4 separate regions of the Homo sapiens genome follow, and regions 2, 3 and 4 are each linked to region 1. The links are chromatin contacts, found by Hi-C or POLR2A ChIA-PET in ENCODE. All regions are on one chromosome and are shown on one strand. Each heading gives the region's core, a stretch centred on a gene start or an enhancer-like site at or near the end of the contact. The rest is flanking DNA. Distances are from core to core; before and after follow the strand shown.

Region 1 (3,778 bases), core at 354-2,853:
ATAGTCCCCAAAACACATGTAAAATAGAAATGGGGGGAGAGGCAAACTTCAAAAATAAAAACTTGATTTTAATTAAAATACAAGAATGTGACTTCAAATGTCATGGCAAACCACCATCCACTGTTGTTAGTCTTCTAAAGGAAAAAGAATTAATAACTTACTGTTCAAAAATGCTTAAACCTACAGTTAAATGTGATGGACTGAAAATGTGTTTACCTTTACTCATTCCTGAAAGCCCACTAATTTGAGGGGGAAAAAAAAAGAAGGAATGTACTAAAAACATAAAAACCACAAGAACAACAAAAGGAGAGAAGATATCGGCTAAAGAGATACTAACACACAGGCCGGGTGCGGTGGCTCACGCCTGAAATCCCAGCACTTTGGGAGGCCGAGGCAGGTGGATCACGAGGTGAGGAGATCGAGACCAACCTGACCAACATAGTGAAACCCCGTCTCTACTAAAAATATAAAAATCAGCTGGGCATGGTGGCACATGCCTGTAGTCCCAGCTACTTGGGAGGCTGAGGCAGGAGAATCACTTGAACCCGCAAGGTGGAGGTTGCAGTGAGCTGAGATCACGCCACTGCACTCCAGCCTGGGCAACAGAATGAGAATCCATCTCAAAAAAAAAAAAGGGGGGGGGAGGGGATACTAATACACTTTGGAAGATAGAAAGCATGTGGAAGAGACAGCAGAGCTAAACACCAAATACCTGCAGAGAAAGATATCAACAGGAAGCAAATCAAATATACAGAAAGGCTCAAACATTGGAGGATAAGTGTGAGAAACAGCAAGATAAGGCATGAGGCTAAAAATGGGAAAGGAAGGTTGAAGATCCATGTAGGGAACAGTTGTGTCCCTCAGTTCTCAATCCCATACCTCCCCTGAATTATTCTAAGATAAACTGAAGTGGCTTCAAATCTAGGGACATCAAGCATAGTGGAAAGCAAAAGAGTGTCATATTGCAAGCTGGTGGATTTCATGCACAATCTACATGAAATTTAAGCAAAAAAAAAAGTGAAAAGGAAAACACGTTTTAAATGTCTACAAACAATACGTCATACATAAACAATCAGGAATTGAAATAGTATCAGACTCCTCATCAGCAATATTAATAGAAGGCAATATTTTCAAAACTCTGAGAAATTATTTCCAATCTAAAATTCTCTACCCAAACTATCAATTAAGTCTAGGGTAAAACTTAAGACATTTTCAAAAACGAAGGATATAAAGAACTAGCACACATCCCACACAAGATATTCTTGATGAAGAAAAATGAAAGTCATCTCACAGTGATTCAAAGTAAGTGATGTCAAAAAATACAGTGAATCCAAAGTTGTAAATTAACCTAGTGCTAAAATTAAGTACCTATTTAATGTATCAAGTGCCTATCAACATCCAGATTTTACATGAAAAAATTAAATAATTGCAAAAGAAAGCCAAAACTACATGCTCTGAAGTTTATCATAAACAAATCAAATGAATCATCAAAAGGAAATGTCTGCACATTCAAAAAAAAAAGTGTCATAATACTATTACTAATTCCTCACATAGTACAGCTGTCACTTTTCTTGGTGGAAACCAAACTGATACACTAAAAATTATAGAGGCCAGAGGCGGTGGCTCACACCTGTAATCTCAGCACTCTGGGAGGCCCAGCTGGGCAGATCACGAGGTCAAGAGATTGAAACCATCCTGGCCAACATGGTGAAACCTCATCTCTACTAAAAATATAAAAATTAGCTGGGCATGGTGGCAGGCGCCTGTAGTCCCAGCTACTTGGGAGGCTGAGGCAGAAGAATCACTTGAACCTGGGAGGCGGAGGTTGCAGTGAACCGAGATCACGCCACTGCTCCAGCCTGGTGACAGAGTGATACTTTGTCTCAAAAAAAAAAAAAAAAAAAATTATGGATAGAATTCAAAAGGTAAATGGAAAAACAGAGTCATAAAATGTCACTAGGAATAATATTTAAGAGGAAGAGCTACTATACTGAATTACCAAGAGGATAAAGGAGTTTCAGGATAAATATTTTCAAAAGTAAATCTTGCTATGTGTGCATACATGTATACGTGTATACATATACACATGCAAGTCCAGCTTTACATACACACACATGTGTGTATGTAAAGCTGTGTATATATATATGTAAAGTATACATATATATATGTGCAAGTCCAGCTTTATTTTAAACATTTGGAAGCATAATTATTAAGTCTAATTATTGAAAAGAATGTTAAATAATAAGGGCAAAGACTCAAATAAATGGATATTACCTTTAATATGAAACCAAATTCCTGATATACAGATACTGAACTATCCAATTTGAGTTAGGAATAAACATTATGAATGGTGGGTTCAAAGATAAGATGCAATTTCTTCTCTAGAGTATTATGATCAGCAGAGCACATCCATCAACATCAACACCAACACCAGCATCTGGGCAAAGAGCCAGACCTTCCAGGTCTTCCCACCAGGGCTTCCTTGGGGGATTCTTGAATCCACATGGGAATCAGGACAGACAATTACCCAGGGGAAGCAGTGAGGCAGCAGAGAGTGAGTCATGTAGCTTCCTTATGTGATAACTATAACTCTTTCTATGCTCACCAACTCCATTCCAATGAATACTGAAAGTTTCTTTATGCAAGTACTAGGAAGAAAACAGAGCTATGTCATACATCCTTTCCCAAAGAACAGATCACATCTATCACAGATGGACATGCTATTAAATGAGCTTCAGGAGAGACATACAAAGCACTATGATGGCAAAAATATTTAAATGATTATTCCCTTCAAGAATATGAAATAAGTCAAAAGGCAGCACATTTAAGAGCCAAATAGGCCAGGCACCGCGGCTCATGCCTATAATTCCAGCAGTGTGGGAGGTCGAGGTGGGAGGATCACTTGAGACCAGGAGTTAGAGACCAGCCTGAACAACATAGTGAGACTTCGTCTCTAAAGAATTTTTTAAATTAGGTGGTCATGGTGGCGCATGCCCGTAGTCTCAGCTACTTGGGAAGTTGAGGTGGGAGGATTCCCTTGAGCCCAGGAGTTCAAGCCTGCACTAAACTATGGTGGTACTACCACATTCCATCCTGGAAGATAGAGCAAGACACTGTCTCTAAACAAAACAAAAAAAACAACAGCCAAGTATTCCTTACACACTGTGAATACAGTAGAGAAAAAAAGGGCATAGGCTAAAATATTTATGAAATATTTTTAAGATGCTAGATATGTAAACAAACAAAAAAGTTAAATAATTAAGCATTAATAATTTATCAGCCAAGGACAGAAGCTTCTCTGACAACGGCTATGCCCAGATCAACTTGTGTGAAGGTGCATCTCAAATGTTGCAGATGAAATCTTCTAAAATATCAAATCCATTAGCCCAGCTGTTTAGGGTTCCATCTTTGGAAAGCAAGGGCCATTTCGATTTTATAAGATGAATATATTTACTATTATTAACTGAGATCTAAGTCCTATTTGGCTCAACTATCTGGGTCAAGTAAACAATGAATCAGAAAATACAGCAAGTAACATGTTAAATGTTTCAAATCAAAATTCACTGATTATATAATGAGATACGTTTTCATATTTTAAAATAATGAGGATTTGGGGTTCTGATCATATAGAGTAGCTGGTATTGCAATATTCTCCTGTTACAAGCATCTATAAAAACCGGACCAAATATAGACCAAATAAAACATGTATGTAACATTTACAAGCAACAGATACCAACCAACACAGGGCTATGATCTTTGGGAGAAAAGGGCAGATGAA
Region 2 (3,778 bases), core at 618-3,117, 490 kb before region 1:
GGCCGCCCTCAGCCAGCGGGCGAGAGAGAATCCATCCCAGAAGCCGCTGGAGGGCAGGAAGGAAAGGATTATGGCTCAAAGGGAATGACACAGTGATGGAGAAACAAGCTGCTGTTCTGTGTGTGGACGAGTGTGCCGGGGGCAGGAGGCGGCACCGACGATGTCACCAGGGAGAAAAAATTACCTTGAAGCCCGTGGAGTGAAGAGTGTTCAGGACAGAGATGGGAAAGCCTGGGCCTGAGGAAGGCACAGATTGTGGTCAGTTGTTTAAGGACAGAAGAAGTTAGGAAAACACTGCCCTGGGTGATTTGCCTCCTACACAACAAAGGTTTCCTCCAAGGCTAGTGCAAGCTGGCAGGAAGCCCGTCATCTTCCGTGAGCCCAGCCACATCAGCAGCACAGGCTTCCACCTTTGCGCTGCTTCAGAAGAGCTTGCTCAGTCTGGCTGTGGCTGTTAAAAGTGTGCTTGGCTTTCTAATTAAAAATAAAACCTCAGTCGAGGGATGAAAGAAAGTGCTTTGGAGCTCTTCCAGGGACCCACCGCATACAGGTGGGGAAGGAGGAGGCTGGGGAGGGAAGGAGGGCCGGGGGAGGCTGACACAGCACCCGCATCCATGAAGAGCAGAAGCCCAAAGATGTCTTTCCCCGCACAGACCAAGGATCTGTGATTTCGGGAGCGCAGAAGGAAAGGCACAGGACAGGAGGGGAGAGGTGTGAACATCTATGGCAAGGCGAGTCCAGCTACTGTTAGCTGGGTGACAAGGAGCTGCTACGACAAGCCTGCGTGGAGATTTAGGCAGCATATGGTCACCGTTTCATTATGTGCAAGTGGCTTTCTGCTGCCAGCTCCGTCCGGAGCTCCTGGAGGCAAAGCTGAATTACAGGGTCTGGAAGGTGAGCCCATTTCCCAGACTCCACAACCCCCGCAGTCAGAGACAGTCTCCCCACACCACAGCTCTAGGTCAGACACACGTGGCTGGAACAATGTAGAAGGACAAAATGACGCGTAAGACAAGATGGTCACCACGACCTGCCACGCACCCAAGCAGAATATGCCAAAAGTGTCCCGTGGTCCAGCTCACAGGTCACGGTCAGAACCCACCCAGAGGACTGCCCGCGGGTGAGAGTGGTGCGTCCCCTGCCCGGCTGCCCCAGACCTCTGAGGTCAGCTTGCTCGGGTGTGAGAGGGCAGTCCTTGAAGTGAAGGCCATTGCGTCGGTTCACAGCGGGTGGGGCCCGGGGCAGCCGCTGCACAGGGCTGCTGTTGACACGGCGGGAATGTTTCTTGAAATCAAGGTCCGCTGCAATCTGGGGGAAGGCGATGGAGCCCGGTGCTCCTCGGGGCGGGCGTGGCTCCGCCTGGCTGTGGGGTCCTCCTGCTTCTGTTTCATCTGGAGGAAGAGTTGGCTGGGATTCCGGCTAAGGGCTGGGGCCTCCCTTTACTCTCCAAATCTTTTCTCAGTAAACAAAACTCAGTGTGGGAACAGGATTCCTATCAATTACAATACAAACTGATTGATGCCATAAAAGCGAAACCACCGGCCCTCACAAACAGTGCGGCTTATGTTGTCTGCCCCGCTCTCCGAAGGAAACCTTCCCTTCAAGAGTTTGTGTGTTGTTTACCCTTCTTCTTGGCGCACACACAAAATCCAAAGCCTGTAATAGCGCAGGTCATTAAAGGAAACAACTGCACTTGGGCCTTTTTCAAGGGAGTGATTCAGGCAGGTGCTCTCCTCGCCGAGTCAGTTTACAAAGCGTTACCAGAGCTCCCTCCGCCGAGAGCGGGGCAGGCCAGCCACGCAGCGTTTTCTCGGGAAAACGCACTTTCCCGTGGCCACTAGGCGGAGCTAGGTGTTTACCAAAAAGGGCAGCTTGAGCTTTGGTGCCGCTGGGGACTTACGATATTAAAATGTCATTTTTATATGCAACTACCCTTTACACATAAAAGTGAAATGGAGTGGGAGCTATAAGAAGCACCTGAAAGTTTCATGCTGGGGGAAGCCCCCCGTATGTGGTCGGGAAGGAATCCGTGTCTCATTTTAAGTGCGGAGAATGGGAGGAAGGGAGGAGGTAGAGGAACCCTCCAGAACCTGAGGCGCCACGTAGTCCTGATTCGCCTCTCTCCATCTCCCAACCGGAGCAGTCCTGAGAACGCGGAGACCGGCACCATTCACTGCGCAACTAACTTCACCGCCTGCTGTGCTAGGTCGCTGCGCCCAGGGACCCACGTACCAAGAAGCAATGCTGACACCCTCCCTGTCCAGCAGCTAGGGTTGCCAGGGGATGTGAAAGGATTCTGAAAAGATAATGCAATCTTCAGACGTTGTTAGGACTGTTTTGTTATTATTATCAGGAAACAGACGTAAACTGAAGAGGGAGACATAAAGCATTGGCTGTGTGATAAGTCTTTTTTCAAACTCATGTTTTCTGACACTTTTTAACACACATCCTCGTTGATAGAATTTCCTTCTCATCCGGGCGTGATGGCTCATACCTGTAATCCCAGCACTTTGGGAGGCCGAGGTGTGTGGATCACCTGAGGTCAGGAGTTCGAGACCAGTCTGACCAACATAGTGAAACTCCATCTCTACTAAAAATACAAAAAAATCAGCCGGGTGTGGTGATACACGCCTACTATAATCCCAGCTACTTGGGAGGCTGAGGCGGGAGAATTGCTTGAACCCACAAGGCGGAGGTTGCAGTGAGCCAAGATCGCACCACTGCACTCCAGCCTGGGCAACAAGAGCGAAAGTCTATCTAAAAAAAAAAAGAAAAGAAAAGAAAGAAAAGAAAAAAAGAATTTCTTTCTCGGATAACTTTAGAAAGAAATCATGGCGGGGAGCATAAGTTTGTACATGGTCATCAAGTACACAAGATAACCAGAGCTCAGAGCAGCCCCGCCCCAGCATCAGGGATGGTGAATGAACCCTTAGGGCCAGGGTCTGCAAGTCCACAGTGGAGTCACCTGTGAGGCTTCTTCCTGTAGGTGGGCAGAGGAAGAGCTAGAGGGCCCCAAACAGGTTCCAATAGGAATCTCTGGATCCGTTTATGGCTAATCAATGATGAACCAGAAGAGGAAAGCTAGTTGCTAATTTCCAAACAAACCACGAAAAAACATAGGAAATGATAAGTTTATTAAAGCAGCATGCTTTTTAAAAAGAAGGCTAATTTTTCGGCTGAGCGCGGTGGCTCACGCCTGTAATCCCAGTACTTTGGGAGGCCGAGGCAGGTGGATCACGAGGTCAGGAGTTCAAGACCAGCCTGGCCAAGATGGTGAAACTTCATCTCTACTAAAAATACAAAAAAATTAGCTGGGCGTGGTGGCACGTCCCTGAAATCCCAGCTATTCAGGAGGCTGAAGCTGAGAATTCCTTAAACCTGGGAGGCAGAGATTGCAGTGAGCTGAGATTGTGCCACTGCACTCCAGCCTGGGCGACAGAGCAAGACTCCATCTCAAAAAAAAAAAAAAAAGATGTCTAATTTTTCTAGTTATTGTTTTTTAATAGAGACAGGGTCTCATCATGTTGCCTAGGCTGGTCTCAAACTCCTGAGCTCAAGTGATCCTCCCACCTCTGCCTCCCAAAGTGCTGAGATTACAGGCATCAGCCACCACGCCCAGCCAAAAAGTGTAATTTTAAAGGAATCGGGTCACAGGGTTCAGGCAGCAGCCAAGGAGCTCTAGGGTCTTCCAGAGCTAACATAAACTTTCAAAAGAAACCATATCTGTGCACATGTGTAGCATTTGCCAAAGATTGTTTTGACCTGTAGTATATGAATA
Region 3 (3,778 bases), core at 358-2,857, 360 kb before region 1:
ACCCATATGGTGCAGTATGACTCTGCCCAGCAGAAGTCCTGAAACCAACCCAGGTGGCACTGTTCCTCGCTGGATGGTGCAGTGCAAACCCAGAGAAGGCTGGGGACTGGTGGGCGCCAAGAGAAGGAGAAGTCAACACCTGCATACTCTACCACACGCTGTGACACACACTTCATGTGCCATTTCAGACAAAAAACCTGAGGTATTAAGCAGTAGAGCCCAGATCCGATGTCCAAAGCTGTGGTGATACTGCACCATGCTGTCCTTGGAATGACCACCGTGCCTTCCAGGATATGCTGGGGATGACCAATGAGGTTTTCAACCTTTGAAAATGCCCCTACTCCCAAATTTACACCACAAAAACATGGAAATCAACCTAAAAACAGTGCGGCTGCTTCTGCTCACTTCCTCAGGTTTGTACCAACAGTGGATCTGGTCTAACTCTGTTGAGGTCAGCATGTAGGAATCACAGTTCCAAGAAACAGAAACAGTGCACAAAAACATGAATGTCTCACGAAGGTTTATTTGAATAGAGTTACATCTAGAGTTCTCATTTCAGTGTACAAACAACTCAGTGCAGTGTTTCTAATACAAGTCATATAAAACTGGAACACACTAAATGAATAGTGCACTTGATAGAAAAATAAATTACACTTTAAATGCTACTGCAAAGTTTTACACATATAAAAGGTAAACACAAAATAGTTAGTGAGACCCTCATAACCACTTATCATATCCAGATAAGGAGATAAAAGGGGCAAAGGAATCTGTGCTATAAAAAAAAATCTCTCTGAAGAGGAGAAATCCTGACAAGTAACTGAATGATCATCTCAAGCAATGTGGTGACATAGGGACTTACAGATCGTATCTCTTAGAACTGGGAAGGAATCATAGCTCTACCAATGTGTTAACACAACCCAGTTCAGCTCAGGGCAAATTTCTATAATTCAAACAAATGTCCTCATACTAACGCCTAATATGTAGGAAAAGTTTCCAACTTTCTTCTGACCACTGAAGAGGTACAGTGTTTAAATTTTTGAGAGGATAAAAAGGACAAATAATCTAGAAATGTGTCTTCTTCAGTCTGCAGAAGACCCCAGGTCTCCAAGCAACCACATGGTCAAGGGCATGAATAATTAAAAGTTGGTGGGAACTCACAAAGACCCTCAGAGCTGAGACACCCACAACAGTGGGAGCTCACAAAGACCCTCAGAGCTGAGACACCCACAACAGTGGGAGCTCACAAAGACCCTCAGAGCTGAGACACCCACAACAGCACCTCGTTCAGCTGCCACATGTGTGAATAAGGATGCAATGTCCAGAAGTGTTGGCTGCCTCCAAGTGACAGGTAACACTGCAGAACCTATCTGAGGACCTGCCAGCCTCCCGTTTCACGCAGCCACTCTGCTGCTCTACAAAGTTTCACATCAGGGGTCAGCGGCTTTGTAAAGGGGACTCCGCAGGAACACAGCTGTGCTGGGGCTGCTGCTGCTGTACTGCGCCAGCAGAGCTGAGTGGGACAGTATTTACCATCTCTGGTCCTTTACAGAACAAGACTGCTGACTCCTCTCAATGACAAGACAAAAACTCTGCTTCTCGAGACTCTTACTTAGAAAAATAGCAGATTTTTCTCTCTGTGACTGATAAATAATTCTGCTAACAAGACTTCTGAAGGAAATCTTCATTTTGGGGCTTAGCTAAGAGAAGAAGAGGTGCAAGTTTTAGCCAGAAGTGAGAAGCATAAGATAACAAGTAGTCCAGATCCAAGAACCCAAGAACAACTCAGGGCTTTCATCCTTAAATCTCCATAGGATATCTGTGATTGTACAAAGGCAAAGGCTAGAGACAAATGTTAGGAGACTATAAGAAATATTTTTAAAAGTTTTTTCTTAAAACAATGTATAAATGTTAAGGAAGTAAGCACACAAGGAACAGAATCATTCCTCTGTTCAGCAGTGTCTCCTGAAGAGTAGGAATGAAATGACCATGACCTCCTGTGTGTCAAAAGATGATGCTACTGACATGTCACAAATTAGGTCTCACTGATTAATTTACAAGTTCTCAGGCAAAGTCTAGAGCAGGTAACTGAAACCTTCACGTCTTATTTTAAACCATCCTGTCAACTCCCACTTCCCCTATCAGGGCTATGAAATGGACTGAGTTGAGGTTCCTCTCCTGTCTGCCCGCAGGGAGGCAGCACTATCTGCTCCCCGCCACCCCACCGTGCTCCGTCCGAGGCGTGCACGGCAAACCCTCAGCAGTGCCCCCGGCTGCCCCTTCTCCAACCTCAGCCCAGTCTCACCAGCCTGCTTCTCACCCACTATCATCTCCAACCTTTCTCTTTGAACCCATCAAGGATGCCGGCACACATGCCTCTCTCTTCTCAAGAGACAGACATCTCCCCTTCCCTACCTGCCACATTCGTAGACCACCTCAGCCCTGCCTCTCCCCACCACACTGTTCTCAGGGGAGCAGAACAGGAAGAGCTGTTACAGCAGCTCTGCGCATGGCAGCAGCAGCAGCTATGACAGGAAACCAATCCCCAACACGCATTTAATCTGTCGGGGCCAATTCAGCATTCAAGTATGAACTTCCGTGTTTGCCACTTCATGTCAGGGCATGAGACAAAGTTTCCTCTGAGCTTGAAATTCAAGTGAATTTTAACAAAGTCCCTACCAATATTCTAACTGTCAAGAATACAGGTATCCAACGACATAAAGGTCACAGACTATGTCCAACTACCTAATTCCTAATTTTAGGAAGTTTAAAATAAGGATGTTGTCACCTCCTGAACTGGATGGGAGATTTAGGTCTTCCAAGGCATAATGCCTCAGCTGCTCTGTGGTGAGCAGCACAACGGTAACCCTGTAGGACATCTACGGTTGCCAAGACACTGAAAATTTGATGCTCATTCCATCATGTCCTGGGTCAAGCCCCTGGTTCTAGGTGTCACCTTCAGCTTTGAGAAAATATGTCCTATAATTAAGAACTGGCAAGAGCCCCACCAGTGAAACTCAGAAGCTGTTTTTAGCATAATGGCTAAGGGGAGGCAGCCAGCAAGAAGTGTTGACTTTCCTTCTGCAAAAATGTTTTGTGCAAACGTGGGTTCCAATCACTACAGCTCCCTGGGAAACAGTGCAAGATTAAAATTCCTGAGCTTTCCAGTCAGACACTAGTGTGCGTTTGCCTGGACACACGATTATGTTATAAGGAGCCCAGGAAAGTCCAATCCATGAAGTTTTAAGGATCTAAGACTGGATGTTCTTTTATGCTAAGCAGTACAAATTAGTGCTTAATTATATACATATTGCAGGACAGAAAACTAGAAAGCAAATTCCAGGAGGTATAGCTTAAGATCAGTTCTCCATAACGAGGGATTAACAACTTTACCAATATGGTTTCCACATCATCCTTCTTCCCCATGGCAACCGAGGTTTACCTTGTTCATTCGAAAATTATAAAGCTAAATAGCGTTATTTCTGGGTATTAGAATTACAGATGGACATTGCTATACTTTATTTTTCTGTGATGAGTATATATTATTTTAACATCCAGAATTTCTTTGTACAGGCCCAAAGGGATGGGGAAGTTTTAGAGATCTCTTTTAAACTAACACAGAATTCCTAGTGCAATGCAGGTTCTTTCGGTATATGCTGTGTATAGCTTCATACATGGTAGGTATTTAAGAAACAACATCCCTTCACCCCTGTTCCTATTGCCTATTTTGGTCTTGGTGTATTTGTTTTGTTTCATTTTTTTTTCCAGTTTGAAAGCTCTA
Region 4 (3,778 bases), core at 662-3,161, 290 kb before region 1:
GCCAGGGGTTTGAGACCAGCCTGGCCAACATGGTGAAGCCCCGTTTCTACTAAAAAATACAAAAATTAGCTGGGCATGGTGGCGCACTCCTGTAGTCCCAGCTACTCCGGAAGCTGAGGCTGGAGAATTGCTGAAACCCAGGAGGCGGAGGCTGCAGTAAGCAGAGATTGCATCATTGCACTCCAGCCTCGGCAAGAGTGAGACTTGGTCTCAAAAAAAAAAAAAAAAAAATAGGGGAAGGTAGGGCAGGAGGGTGTGGGAATTTCTGTACTATCCCTGAAACTGTTCTGTAAGCTGAACATTACCTCAAAATAAAGAATATTTAAAATGAGATGCCTATATTAGATGCCTAAGTAGAGATGTCAGATAGGCAGTTGGATATGTAAGTGTGGAAATTTAAAAGTTCAGGGTGATGATATAAACTGAGAAATTGCCAGTGTGTATAGATAGCATTTAAAACCATAATGCTGGATGATATTACAAAGGGAATAAATTGTTACGGGAAAGTTCCTTAAACAGAGTTTAGGGGTTGGAGAGATAAGTAGGCATTAGCAAAGGGGATTAAAAACAATGGCTTGTTAGAAGACAATGGCGTGTTAGAAGGGAGGTTAGAAGACAATAAAAAATAGTGACATCTCTAAGCTAGGTGATGACAATTTCGTGAAGTGAGCGATTTCTGAATGCTAATTAAGCTGACTAAAAGATGGACTGTGGGATTAGAAATATGCAGGTCATTTGTGATCTAATAAAGCTATTTTGGTGGAGTAGTAGCATAACACTATTAACTCAAGGCAGAGCCTTTATATGGATTAAAACAATGCTCCTCTGAAAAGACACATCCAATTTGCAAAATTGTCAAATACACTAATCTTTTCGGAACAAGACACTTAGTGCCATCTGCTGGAAAATCACTGTCATAAATTATGTGAACATCATTCTCCTAAATGTGGCACTCTTGTACAGTATGCAATCTGCACAATCATACCCAGTCCTCTGTGTCAGGGACAATGTTTGATTAGAATGGGTTCAAGAGATTAAGAGAAAGAAGAGATAGCAAGTATAGACAATTCTTACAAAGCAAACAGTTTTGCTACCTGTGAAACAAAAAAATGGAGGAATTGCCAAAAGAGGTAGATTCAAGGGAGTTCTTTTTTAAATGATGTGAGCTATCTTAGGAAGTTTTTGTTCTGATGAGAATACTTCAGTAGAAAGGGAAAACCGATGCAGTAGAACAAAACGGAGGATTGCTCAAATGATGGTCTTGAGTAACTTGAGGTGAGGATCTAAATGACTAGTGAGGACCTGGGCCTTAGAGTATGGATGGTTCACCTAGAGTAACAGCAGGGAAAGCAAGGAACAAATTCCCAAATGCAGGTAAGTTCACTGATAAAATGGTGGGAGTACAGAGAAGACCTCTTCTGATTGCTTATGTTTTCAATAAAGTAGGAAGCAAGGTCATCAGCTGAGAACAGAGTAGGAAGGGAGGAAGTGGTTTGTAAGAGGAGGAAGTGGTTTGTAAGAGGAGAAAGTCAGCCCAGCATTGTAGGAGAACAAATAGATTAAGGAAATGTAATATGGTATCAGGGAGCATTGAAGGCTCACTTGAGCTTAGTGGTCAAAATTTAAAGACCACTCAAAAATTTTGTGTGTATTTCACATTCACCAGCTATATGCAGAGTATACAGAGTTGGATTTAACCAGATGCATACAACAGGAAGAGGGTCAAGAAATTCAAGGGTATGTGGAAAGGCATAATGATAAGTGGCTGTGTATAAAGAAGACCCAATGAGGTACTCTGGTAGGTGTCCAACAAATAAGATGAATCAAAAAAAGAGATATCAATACAAGACTCCTGAAATCTTTCACTGCAACAAATGCCCCAGGCCTCCTTACCAAATGTGGATGACTCAGACTGATATTCAATGCCTTTACTACTCAAATATTTTAATGTTATTATTCCAACATGATTGTGAAATTTCAAAGTGATAACCTGGATATTCCAGAGAACCCAATCTTCCCAGGTCTTTCTAATTATCCAAGAGTTTTGCTGATGATGTCCCCAGAAAGATTTAATGCGAGTTATTAAACACAGGTCTTATCTCCAAACTTCTACAGTTTATAATTAAATAATTCCTGAAGCTATTGGTGGGGCTACAAATACAGTTTTGTAATAAGAAACTCTTCTCTGTTAATGGGTATAAATTCCAGTGGTATTTTGCATCCTCTAATGTTTTCCACAATTTATCTGAATACTCCTCTAACTAGTTCCACAAGGTAAATCAAGCCAGCAATCATCTTCCTATTATCATAACCTTTTATTTTTCATTTTTTAACTCTACCCCTAATAATTTAAAATATTTTGCATTTATTATTATCAATGATTAGTCATGTCTGTAGATGCGAGCTTTATTAAGGAATCTGCAATTTCTTACAAATCTTAATCATACACTGGATCTCAATTCTTTATTAAAAGTAGTTAAAAACAAAACAAATAAAACTTCCTTCAACAACAAAAAATGAGCTACAGCTGTCAAACCTGTTTTTATGAGGAGGTACATTATTACACCATTAAGGAAGTCTTCAGTCACAATCCTTGGAAAACACTGTTCTCTGAATCAGATATCTCTTTTCCATGCCAATATAAACACAATGCTGGCCAGCTGTCAGGAACAAAATGTAAAATGTTCACTCAAGCACCACCACCTAGAACTGAGGCCACAGCTTGTAACACAGAAGCTTAGGTAATTATCTAATAATAATAAAATTGTGACAACAATTCCTTCAGGAAGAACAGGAACAATTGTTTGTCTACTTCAGTATAAAAATAACAATAAAAAAGCCAAAGTTATTTTCCTTTCACCAATTTCTTTTAAAATTTTCTCTTCTCTTCACTCATTCTTTTAACAAAGACACTATGTATTTCCCTTCTCACCAGCCCAAAGTGCTCAAAGCAACTAAAGTGCATTACTACATTAGCAATTGTCAGGAATTGATGAAAGAAATGAAGTTCCTTGACATATTTTACACTGAAAGTGACATGCTTCATGTCCTAATTTCTACACCACCAAGGTTAACGTTAATGGAACAAGATTCCATTCTCACAATGTTTTCATGTGACTAAAGTAAAAAATTGTATGAACAGAGGATGAGAAATGTTTATGTTCTGCAAAAGGGGGTTAGAGGAAGACTACCATATCTAAATCCACGATTCATAGTATCTAGAAAGGATCTGACAAATCACATTTTATACATGGGGGTAGGGGAAGAGGCTGGCATGGAGAAGGAAGGAGAGAAAGTTGTTTCCCCACCGCAGAATTATCTCCAAATCCTAGCCCTTATGTAAAAGCATCTCACATACAAGCATTCACAACAATCCTGGAAAGCAAGATATAACTGATGATGTGGTATAACACATATTAAAATTCAGGAAGGAAGAATGTGGTGGGAAAGAGAGAAAACGTTATTGAGACAAGATGATTTTGTTTTAGCAAATCCATAAGTCCTAATACCAATCATAAAAAATAGTAACTGTAATATTTTCAAACCAATATTCAAAGACTAACACTAAAATAACAGCCTCTCAAAGCAATGAACCATGGTTTAGAAATGAAGAGTGTGCCCTGACCAAAGACAGTACCATGGCTCAAACAACTATAGCTCCCACCACTGGGGCACGATGAACTAATAGGGGACAACCACCTTCAAACTTGTTCAGTTTACATTAGTAAATAAAAAGATCCAACCTGGCGATGTACCTTTTGAACAGTGAACAACAATG

The links. A loop is a pair of places that touch in the nucleus more often than their neighbours do. ChIA-PET counts read pairs that join two places held with the same protein, here RNA polymerase II (POLR2A). Pooled maps may share reads with other maps.
Region 2: a loop to region 1 is called in a map of naive thymus-derived CD4-positive, alpha-beta T cell, with 5 times the contacts of the local background. The contact joins two enhancer-like sites. A Hi-C loop is called at or near these places in 4 of 168 maps with a recorded cell type or tissue (CD4-positive, alpha-beta memory T cell, endothelial cell of umbilical vein and naive thymus-derived CD4-positive, alpha-beta T cell), 1 of 37 single-sample maps with no recorded cell type and 11 of 50 pooled maps.
Region 3: a map of MCF 10A shows a loop between it and region 1 (14-fold over the local background). The contact joins two enhancer-like sites. A Hi-C loop is called at or near these places in 29 of 168 maps with a recorded cell type or tissue (A673, B cell, CD4-positive, alpha-beta T cell and 21 more), 33 of 37 single-sample maps with no recorded cell type and 36 of 50 pooled maps. POLR2A ChIA-PET finds 5 or more read pairs at or near these places in 5 of 52 experiments (B cell, MCF 10A, OCI-LY7 and 2 more).
Region 4: a loop to region 1 is called in a map of PC-3, with 2.6 times the contacts of the local background. The contact joins two enhancer-like sites. A Hi-C loop is called at or near these places in 2 of 168 maps with a recorded cell type or tissue (PC-3 and endothelial cell of umbilical vein), 1 of 37 single-sample maps with no recorded cell type and 7 of 50 pooled maps.

What each region holds. Positions count from the first base shown.
Region 1 is chr2:119,819,221-119,822,998 of GRCh38, reverse strand. All of the region lies in intron 2 of PTPN4 (protein tyrosine phosphatase non-receptor type 4), which reads right to left. Among named protein-coding and RNA genes, the nearest start is that of PTPN4, 61 kb to the right of the region's middle. Within about 2 kb of position 1,603, at least 2 of the 41 ENCODE cell types and tissues checked have a DNase peak (open chromatin) inside an H3K27ac peak, as active enhancers do.
Region 2 is chr2:120,311,405-120,315,182 of GRCh38, reverse strand. No RefSeq gene overlaps it. Among named protein-coding and RNA genes, the nearest start is that of INHBB, 33 kb to the left of the region's middle. RefSeq lists an enhancer at 1,245-1,768. Within about 2 kb of position 1,867, at least 19 of the 41 ENCODE cell types and tissues checked have a DNase peak (open chromatin) inside an H3K27ac peak, as active enhancers do.
Region 3 is chr2:120,175,845-120,179,622 of GRCh38, reverse strand. EPB41L5 (erythrocyte membrane protein band 4.1 like 5) reads right to left here. Exons shown (of 25, transcript NM_020909.4): 25 at 504-3,778. Among named protein-coding and RNA genes, the nearest start is that of TMEM185B, 46 kb to the left of the region's middle. RefSeq lists an enhancer at 2,390-2,489. Within about 2 kb of position 1,607, at least 2 of the 41 ENCODE cell types and tissues checked have a DNase peak (open chromatin) inside an H3K27ac peak, as active enhancers do.
Region 4 is chr2:120,107,089-120,110,866 of GRCh38, reverse strand. All of the region lies in intron 16 of EPB41L5 (erythrocyte membrane protein band 4.1 like 5), which reads right to left. Among named protein-coding and RNA genes, the nearest start is that of EPB41L5, 96 kb to the right of the region's middle. Within about 2 kb of position 1,911, at least 9 of the 41 ENCODE cell types and tissues checked have a DNase peak (open chromatin) inside an H3K27ac peak, as active enhancers do.